2 separate regions of the Homo sapiens genome follow, and region 1 is linked to region 2. Evidence: chromatin contacts called from ENCODE Hi-C or POLR2A ChIA-PET data. All regions are on one chromosome and are shown on one strand. The core of a region is the stretch at or near the end of the contact, and the rest is flanking DNA. Distances in the headings are between cores, read along the strand shown. Region 1 holds the start of LINC02552 (long intergenic non-protein coding RNA 2552). Region 2 has its middle 98 kb from the start of LINC02552.

Region 1 (4,922 bases), core at 306-2,805, 97 kb after region 2:
TTAACCTCCTGACGTTCAAACCAACAAGCCAATCACTATCCAACTAGAGAGACATGTCTTACAAATAAGATGACACGACAAAAATCACTTGTCTTGAATCTATGTTTATTGCACAAGAGATTTGAAAAAAGACTAGTTGTTTATTAATATTTTGACAGTGAATTTTTATATTAAAATAGCTTTTCCAATGGATTATACACCCAGAAACCATCCCAAATATATTTGTCTATATCCTGAAAGGCTGCTACCTAAAAATGATGGTATGGCATGTGTTCAAACATGACATCCATTTCATTTTACAATTTTATCTTTTTATATAGCAGGTAGATTTCTGGCTATCCTACACAATATAATTTTTTGTTTCCAAGAAGACCAGATGAGGTAGGCATCTGTATTAGAAATACGCTAGACCTCCCTATCAGAATCTACCTGTCCAGAAATAGTATTATTTATTGTATCCCTTTTTGATCCTTGTTACCAGCCTCAAAGTAGCAAGGCTTCTTCAAAGAAGCTTAGCTTTGATCGTGACCAGAGCCAGGTTGACAGGTGAGATGTTAAAGTTTGTTTTGCCCCAACATGATCTTGTCATGACCCATTTTGGTGCCATGCAGCTGAAGGTATGTTTTGGTTGAGGATTCTAACTATTCTAACTTCCAGTGAATTCATGCACAGCTGGATCTTGTTGGGAAAAAGAATCATCTTTCAACCCTTCAATGGTATTTCCTACTTACCATTTCATTTAACATTTATCAGAGTGCCACCTTTGTAGTAAAATGCTGAAGTGAAAATTCTTATGTTTAATAGCAGGGAAAAGTGAAAATGATTGTATCTGATTGAATCTGTACTTGCAGTGAACAGTTTAAATTTAAATTGGGAAGGTGCCAGAGGCCTATTGGCTTCCTTCCGTAATTGTCAAGTTCCATGGAATGGAGGAAGTTATTTTAATTCCAAGTAACAAGAATAATTTTGCATCCTGAGATCCAGTGCTGCTACTTAAAACCAAAATACACCAACATTTTATGGCACAGAAATACAGAAGATCCTTCTTGCCAAATGCCTCTGTGTTTATTTACTTCAAGTCCCAGAAGAACAACCCAGATCAATTTTGCCACTGACATTATAAATAGCATAGCAAATTCATAAGGAGTCTTTTCTTCAAAGAACGGAAACTAATCTGAAGTCTGATTAAACTCACAGGGTCCTTGTGAGGGAGATGGGAAGAGGCAGAGTATTTTGTCTAATTTCAAGTTCAAGAAAGCAAAGAACACAAAAGTTAAGTGGCTGGTGTCCATTTACTCAAGTAAATGTATTCAGGAGTTGAGCCAGAAATAAAGATCAAGTCTTCTGGCCCATGCACTAGGCCCCATGCTGCCTCACAGCTTTCAAAACCTTCATTTTCTTGGGAAATGCTAAAAAGCTTTCCCCTACCATACATACTAGATTCAGACACACTGCCATCTACTGACCCACCAAAGGATGTGCCAGCACAAGACATCCTGACCTTCAAGGGAGGGAGGAACACCTTGAGAGGAGTTGAGATCCTGCTTTCTCTTCAGAATGCCATCTCTAGGATGCCAATGGGCTGTGTCTACAGTACTATGTAGGAAAGTGCTGCAAGAGGTAAGTGAATTTAGAATATTTCCTCCCCGATGAAGGGATTAGTATTCTGGCACTATTAATATTTATATAACGATGTCACAATGCACCATGTTGTCTATATGTGGGATATCCTTGAAATAACCCCTTCCTCTCGTACTCTTATTTTGACATATTCGTCTAGGGATTTGAATAGTATAAGACAGCCTTTCTTTTTCACATAAAACAGTTTGAGGAATGCCATACGATTTTTGTGTTGTCTATTTTGTCTTTCACTGGTGTCCTATAAGATGTGCTAGTTATCCTACATGATGCCAAGAAAGGCATAATAGAAACCAAGCTAAATAGCCACAGTCCTGTGCTTGTAGAAAATATCATAAAATGTCCTAAAAGAGCTCTAACAATAGGAGAACTAGGCTCCTAACTATAATTTCAGCAATATTCTTTTTCGTTCAGAGCCAAGGTATTTTTTTCCCAGAAAAAATATCAGTGTCTTTCTTGCCACATCAACCCTTTAGAGGTTGCCTACATTCTTCCTAGAATAAAAGTAACATTTTAAAGACTTCATCAAGCGATGATGAATACAATTACTGTTTTTATTCCATTTTTACAGCCAAAAATTAAAGTTATGATGTTTGTCTATTGCTTGTGATTGTACTTAGTCCATTGCCTCTAAGAAAGAAGTTGAATTTAAGTATGTGGACCATATATTTCTTTTTTGATGAGTGTAAATGGATAAAATTAATATCTTAATATATAATCAGTGTCTATAAAAGAATCCACGTAGTAGCAGAGAAGCATTTGTGCCATGCTGGTTACTTGTCTTCATTTGCTTTGAGATCTCAAGAAAAGTTTATTTCCCAGGATGGTGGTTCACAGGCATTGTGGTTGAGGACTATACATAGAAAACTAATTGTGAAAATAGAACTTATTCCTATTCTTTCAGGATATGAAATCTTATGTTCATGACAATTTAATTGTTTTTATAAAATAATTGGTTTGGCATTACAGTTAGTAAAGCAGAACTTATCCTTTGAAGTTTACAGCTTGGAACTCAATCTGAAGAAGACCACTGATTTAATTTGGAATAAATGTCTATATGTGTCCAACCAAATCTTTACAGAAATATCTTAAGTCTTCTTAGGCAGAAATAAGAAACTGTTGTTTCCAAATTTTTTAAATGTCAAGAGGGTCTCTAAAATTATGACAGAGATGAGGGATACAAGGAGAGATACATAAAGAATGGAAACATCTGGGAGTTTTACTGACTCAGTGAAACTAGGGCATTGTGAAAACCTAATTGAAAAATCTACAGAGAGAAAAGTCCAGTTCACAAATCTGGCCCTCACATGTTCAGTCCTTAGTAAAGGCTTATTAGATATTGCAAGATGAGAGTGAGGTCCAGGAATGGTTAAATGAAAAATGAGAAAATAAAAGGTTATGAGGAGAGCAGGAAGGAATAATAATAGGAGGGTGCCAAGGCATTTGAACATCTTTGTTATGAGCTTGGACAAGATGCTAGACATTTAGAAAGCTTACCTGAGTTAAACTGAACTACCAAACTTATTGAGAAGCAGTAACAAGAACAAAATGTTCTTTAGCCTTGTTCTATTTAAAGCAGATGCATGCATATTAATCTTTTACAACATGATATTTATATTTGATTCTTCTTGTAAAACCATCACAAGACATCAACTCGTCAGAATACATAGATTTTTTAAATGTTTGCAGAAACTATCTTCCTGACACTGGAATGGTGAATTAATTCAAGTGTTATCCATATGTTTCCTCTGTTATTCTTTCTTTTAATTTTTCTGTCATTATATTTTTGATGATTTAAGACAGAGATACAACATCACATTTTCTTAAATAAAGAATATAAAAATAATTTCACACAGAATTAAAGGTATTTGTACAAATTAGTATGGTTTGTTTTAGATAAAAGATTAAGTAATCAGTTAAATCTCCTAGACCTAGGTGAGCCATAAGAAACACAGGCAGCGTCTGGCATTCTTGTAGAGTTGAGGAGACAGCTGAGAGTTCCCAGACAAAAGCAGCTAGGGTTCACAGAGCATGAGCGAGGGGAGAGCTGCATGGGGAGAAAACTCTGGCAATTTCTATCAGGTCTTTCTCAAGTGTTTCAGGAGAGAACTCATCTGCACACGTGTGGGTGAAATCTACTCGAAACTGAAGAATGAACCTCTGGAAGGACTAAGGGGAACAATTCTTGGAGCTCAGGTTAGGCCAAGAATATTTTATTTTTCTTCACCATCCAGAAGGGTCAGTTCATCAAGAGGATATAGCATTGTGAAGTATTTATGCAAGTAGTAACAGAGCTTCAAAATACATGAAACGAAAATAGATAAAGCTGCAAGGAGACACATATTCAAAAAATAGTTTAAGGTTTCAATATCCCACTCTCAATAATTGATAGAAAAAGTTATGCTAATTCTATACAAACTCTTCCAAAAATTGAAAAGTATGGAATACTTTCCTAATCAGTTAATGATGCTAGCATTACTCTGACACTAAAACAAACAAACAAAAAAAGCATTTTAAGAAAAGAAAACCGGCTGGACACGGTGGCTCACGCCTATAATCCCAGCACTTTGGGAGGCCGAGGCAGGTGGATCACAAGGTCAGGAGATCAAGAATATCTTGGCCAGCATGGTGAAATCCCATCTCTACTAAAAATACAAAAATTAGCCAGGTATGGTGGCACGCGCTTTTAATCCCTGCTACTCCGGAGGCTGAGGCAGAAGAATCACTTGAACCCAGGAGGCGGAGATTGAAGTGAGCTGAGATCGCACTATTGCACTCCAGCCTGGGTAACAAGAGTGAAATTCGTCTCAAAAATAAATAAAATAAAATAAAATCAGAGACCGATATTTTGCATGAACATAAGATATAATAATTCTTAACTAAATGTAAAAAAAAAAACAGAATCCAACAATATGGAAAAAGCATAACGCATCATTACCAAATATGTATTATCCCATAAAATGCAAAAGTGGTTTAACATTTGAAATTTATCAATATAATTTACCATGTTAACAGATTAAAAAGAAAAAATATACAGTAATCTAAATAGATGCAGAAAAAAACTAAGACAATCGGATTTAACATCTATTTCTGATAAAAACTCTCAGCACATTAGAAAAAGACAGGAACTTATAAAAACCTACATACAATATCATATTTGTGTTATGGGTTAAATGCTTTTCTCCTAAGGTAAGGAACAAGAAAACTTCATTTGCTCTTTTCAACATTGTACAGGAGGATCTAGTTAGTGCACTAAGGCAAGAAAAATAAATAAAATACATTCA
Region 2 (4,832 bases), core at 2,128-4,627:
TGGCAGGAAAAGAAAATGGTATTTAGTTAACAGAGAATTGAATTGAACTGTCTAGATGAGGACAGATAGAAAGTAGTGGAGAAGGGGCTAGAAAGGTCAAGCGTTGGCTTTTTTTTTTTTTTTTTTTTTTTTGACAAGTTCCTGCTATGTTGCACAGGGTGGAGTACAGTTGCTATTCACACATGTGGTCATAGTGCACTACTTCTGGCCTCAAGTAATCCTCCTGCCACCCTCTGGAGTGGTTGGGGCTACAGGTATGCACCAATGCATCTGGCTATGGGCCTTTTTGTGGGGGAAGGAAGCAGCAATGTACTACCTGGTTAAAATGTTTGAAGAGCTTGAAGGAGATAGGTATGGATCAGGTAGAACAGTATGTTTCCTATTCTGTATTATTCTGGGGGGACAATGGCTGCAGGGGATTGGCACTAGGAATAGAAAACTGAAGAAAGAGCTAAGCTAACCAAATAGAATTATAACCTACAGGAATTATATCATGTTTTCCTTAAACTACAGGTGTTCGTCCCAATAAAAATCAATACTAATTGTTATTTTTCTATAGACCAGACATGCTTTGCAGAAACATTTCTCTATTCCACTAAGTTCTGTAAAAAATCATCACAACAAATAAAAACAAAAAGTGAATAATTGAAAGCCTTTCTCCAAGAATTAATAATACATTAACATGTGAATAAAACATGTTTCTAAAGGAAATATAATTACTTTTATTCTGAGAGAATGACTTAAAGCATTCTCTTTACCTTAAATATTTATGTTAATTTAGCTTATTATCTTACTAAAATATTTTAACAAATTACTCAATGCAGGTTATGTTAATTCTAAAGCTACAGCTGTACAATTTAAATAACTAAAAAAGTTATTGTCACTTATGCTGCTTATAAGTAGGTGTCACCATTTTTAAATGAACACTTTAATCATCATAATTGTGTTAGTAATTTTGCTACTTATTGCCTGAAGCGCTTAAGTTGAAGATAGTTAGCCATGCCTTAGGGGTCTAGTGTAGTGCTATAAAGAGGAAATTAACTGAAAGATTGATTACTAAAAAAAGTCTGGGACTTGCTTATGTATTGAACATAGCAGTAGGTCACAGATATATTTCAAATTTAACTGTCAATTTTCATTAGTTTTAGTCTTCTTTTTGGCTTATAAATTAAATATAATGGTGATGAGATATTTAAAAAATTAATGTCTTATTCAAAATATATTTAAGCTACATCATTGTGGTGCAATTTATATGAGTCCAGTATGGGGATGCTCTGAATTACTGACGCCATGATAATCACTCAGTTATGGAAGAGGGAATACTTCATTTGCCAAAATAAAAAAGGTGACTACAGGCATAATTAGAAATTATTAATTGTTTGGGATAAACAAGTAGCCTAAGGGTGACCCAAAAGCCATTAGGCAAATTTCAAAAGCAATTAGGTGAGGTTATTATTTCACTGAGGTTGTGTAGTCATAGGTGGTATTTCTTAAGGAGTGGCAAGGGATAACAAGACTCAAAATGGCCTTGAAAGAATTTGATAAGAAGGAAACTATTTGAACTGAATCCCAGGTCTTTTTAATTGGTTTCTATGACCAAAGGCCCTAAAATCTGCATTTAGGAAGTTTCTTAATTCCCTAAAACTGGTTCATAGAATCACTACACAAATGCCAGCAACTGTCATTGTTAAAGAGAATTATTTTTAAAATGTCATCTTAAGCTACTTCATTTTGGAGGGGGCAATTCAGGTGAATTTGTTGGGGTACTTTTGAATAAATAAAAATTAAAAATAAGAGACTTAATTCCCCCATTGAGATAAAGAAAGGGACTTCTTCATCCTCATTTTTATTAGAGCATTTACTTTAGAAACCTTATCATTGTAAGTACATTCTCCTCTCTTCGAAATGTACAGAAATTATTTTGAAAACTAGATAGGTCTTTTGTCAACTTTATGACTCAGGAATACCTTTCAGAGCTTGGAAGCCATCTTTTTGAAACGCTGATATGGTTTGGCTCTGTGTCCCCACCCAAATTTCACCTTGAATTGTAATCACCATAATCCCCACCTATCAAGGGCGGGACCAGGTGGAGGTAATTGGCTCATGGGGGTGGTTTTCCGCCATGCTGTTCTCATGATAATGAGTGAGTCTCAGGAGATCTGATGGTTTTATAGCATCTGGCATTTCCCCTGCTTGCACTCACTCCATCCTGCTGCCCTGTGAAGAAGGTGCCTGCTTCTCCTTTGCCTTCCACCATGATTGTATCTTTCCTGAGGCCTCCTCAGCAATGCAGAACTGTGAGCCAATTAAACCTCCTTTTTTTATAAATTACCCAGCATCAGGTATTTCTCCATAACAGCATGAGAACAGACTAATATAAATGTTAACATAAAGGAAGACAGTGCTCCTATCTCCCAGTTTCTGTGGAAGGATAATAATCTAACTTTTGTGGGCACCTTGCTCCAATTTGCAAAGCTAAAGCTATGTTCTATCATAAAGGTATATGGTTTTGATTGTTTGTTTGTCTCTCTCGATATAGCCAATATGCTAACACAGATGGTCACCCCAATTACAAGGTAAAGTTAGGATGAACTGTGTGACAAAAGGTGCTGTCAGTCCTCTTACTTGACAACTAGTTATTGTTCATCTTGAAAAATGTATGTAATGGGTTACTTGATTATATAAGGGGTAGAGATTCCTTTCTGTCTTTGCAATCTCTTAATGGATTTCCTGTGATGTGCATCATATTATGGTGTAATGCTTTTTCAATAATAAAAGTGTTCTCTTTCTCTACTGTCTTTGTGGATAATTTCTGGGTTGAGAGAATATTTTGTTTTTAATTATATTTCTTCAACACTTGCAAGCCCAAAGCCTTTTTAGTTAATGTGGATATGTGAAATACACTGGTATAAGGATGTGTCAACAGTAGTGACTATGGGAAACAGGTCACTGTTAACAGCATGAAAATTCCATTTTTTAGCACTAGCCAATATAAATAAACAAAATTTTAGCTTATAGACTGACAGTCTGCAGTACTGCTTTATGTGTAGGCTGTGTTCTTGAAAATTTCACATATATATATACACACACACATACACACACACACACATAAAAGCCCATAAATTGTTTTTAATTTAAATAAATTGGTCTTCAGATATCTTGGGGGCAGCCACTTTTGCAGTTTCATATTTTTGTAATGCCAATCCAGCAGTACCAACATTATCTCATCTGTAAATTCAGATCTCTCTACATAAAACTAACAGAAACTCATTACTTAGTATACTGTGGTGAGAAACTTCCTGCCATACCAGCTCCTCTGCCTCCATTAAGGACCATTATGACAGACACACCACACAAAAGCACCCCGTCAGCTAGACTTGTTCCTGGAAATGGCCAGCCACAGAAAATCTTCAGTCTCTAACATTGAATAAGACTTCCTGTTTTGAAATATTCTGAAAATGCCGGCTCACCTAGTTCCAGCACACCAACTAATCTCAAATATACCTGAATAAGTCTCTGCTTCCACATCCCACTTTAATGTAATGCTCACCAATTAGAGACGCTTTCAGCATTTTTTTCTTTTTTACCAGGTAAAATTTACTCTCATTTCTAACATCCTTGTACCTCTGCTGAAATGAAAGTGATGACAGATGGGTTCTCTTCCTGCACATTTATGAATAATCAGCCTGTGTTAATTTTAACTTGGGTTCAGTTTTGTATTTGACAGTGTATGATGTATATTTACTTGTTTCTATCCTACACAGTGTAAAGGCTTTCCGAGGGCAAGAGTGTATATGCTTACATTTTTACTGCCTGACACTGCCTGGCACACTAGGAGATCCAATTTATATTGACTGGACAGATTCATGTGTCTTGATAAAGCTGTTAGTTAAAAAAGAATCCTTAGTTTTAATGGTAGTGTATTTTATGGAAGTAAACAAAGACCATCTGAATGAGAACAAGCAAAGTTTATTTATTCAGAGTTTTTAATTGCAAAGGAATCAGCCATCATTGCTTGCATTTTGGCAGACTCAAAGTGCAGCAGAAAAGTAGGGAAGCTTCATAGTTGAGAAGAGGAAAGGCTTCAACTATTATTCCCTGATTGGAGGCTGTTGTTGTGGGGTGGCTAACTAGAAGTGAAGCATCGATGGAATTGGTTAGAGGTGTATAACTGGCTTTCTCTAGTTGGTCCTAAGTTGGAAGCAGGGACAAAAATTATTAAAGTTGTCAGTTATTAATCAAGGCCTGGTCATTTGGGGTCAATTGTAATAGGAGTTATTGTTTGGCTTCCTGGATTTATTATTAGAGATAACATTCTGACTTCCTACAAGTCAGATGTGTAGCAAGCTGGCATCCTGTGCTGGTAGCTGCAAATTGTGGGTTAGGGTTCTATTTTTCTATATGGTCTGGCTTTCACTCATTTGTATATTCTGTCTCTCAATTCCTTCAGTAGCATCCTAGAAAAGACTCTATTGTTAGTTCATCCTTCTTATTGAGCAGATCTATCTTCCTTATCCAGACTCTAAAAGCTTTAGGGATCCCTATTGCCTAACAAAAAAAGTCAAAATCCTTTAGCCTGGCACAATCCAGACTCAAACCATCTTCTCGGCCTTTATAGCCTGCTGTTCTCTTCCATGCATCCAGCAATGTAAGCAAACTGGAGTCCTTTCTATTGCAAAATACAACTATGCTTTCTGGCTTTTGTGCCTTCAAATCAGCTCTCTCCTTTTTTTCTGATCTCTTCTCCATCCACTTTCCATCTCTGCCAATTCCTAGCTGAGAATCCCTGAAGGCCAAGTTGAAATGTATTTTCCTTTTCTGAACATTTCATA

The links. A loop is a pair of places that touch in the nucleus more often than their neighbours do. ChIA-PET counts read pairs that join two places held with the same protein, here RNA polymerase II (POLR2A). Pooled maps may share reads with other maps.
Region 1: a loop to region 2 is called in a map of naive thymus-derived CD4-positive, alpha-beta T cell, with 6 times the contacts of the local background. The contact joins the promoter of LINC02552 here to the enhancer-like site in region 2. A Hi-C loop is called at or near these places in 3 of 168 maps with a recorded cell type or tissue (CD4-positive, alpha-beta memory T cell and naive thymus-derived CD4-positive, alpha-beta T cell) and 12 of 50 pooled maps. POLR2A ChIA-PET finds 5 or more read pairs at or near these places in 4 of 52 experiments (CD4-positive, alpha-beta T cell, CD4-positive, alpha-beta memory T cell, Caco-2 and 1 more).

The regions. Positions count from the first base shown.
Region 1 is chr11:104,605,935-104,610,856 of GRCh38, reverse strand. It overlaps LINC02552 (long intergenic non-protein coding RNA 2552), which reads left to right and starts at 1,555. Exons shown (of 4, transcript NR_120585.1): 1 at 1,555-1,620.
Region 2 is chr11:104,704,521-104,709,352 of GRCh38, reverse strand. No RefSeq gene overlaps it. Among named protein-coding and RNA genes, the nearest start is that of LINC02552, 98 kb to the right of the region's middle. RefSeq lists enhancers at 3,413-3,532, 3,543-3,672. Within about 2 kb of position 3,377, at least 13 of the 41 ENCODE cell types and tissues checked have a DNase peak (open chromatin) inside an H3K27ac peak, as active enhancers do; they include CD4-positive, alpha-beta T cell, where a contact is called at or near this core.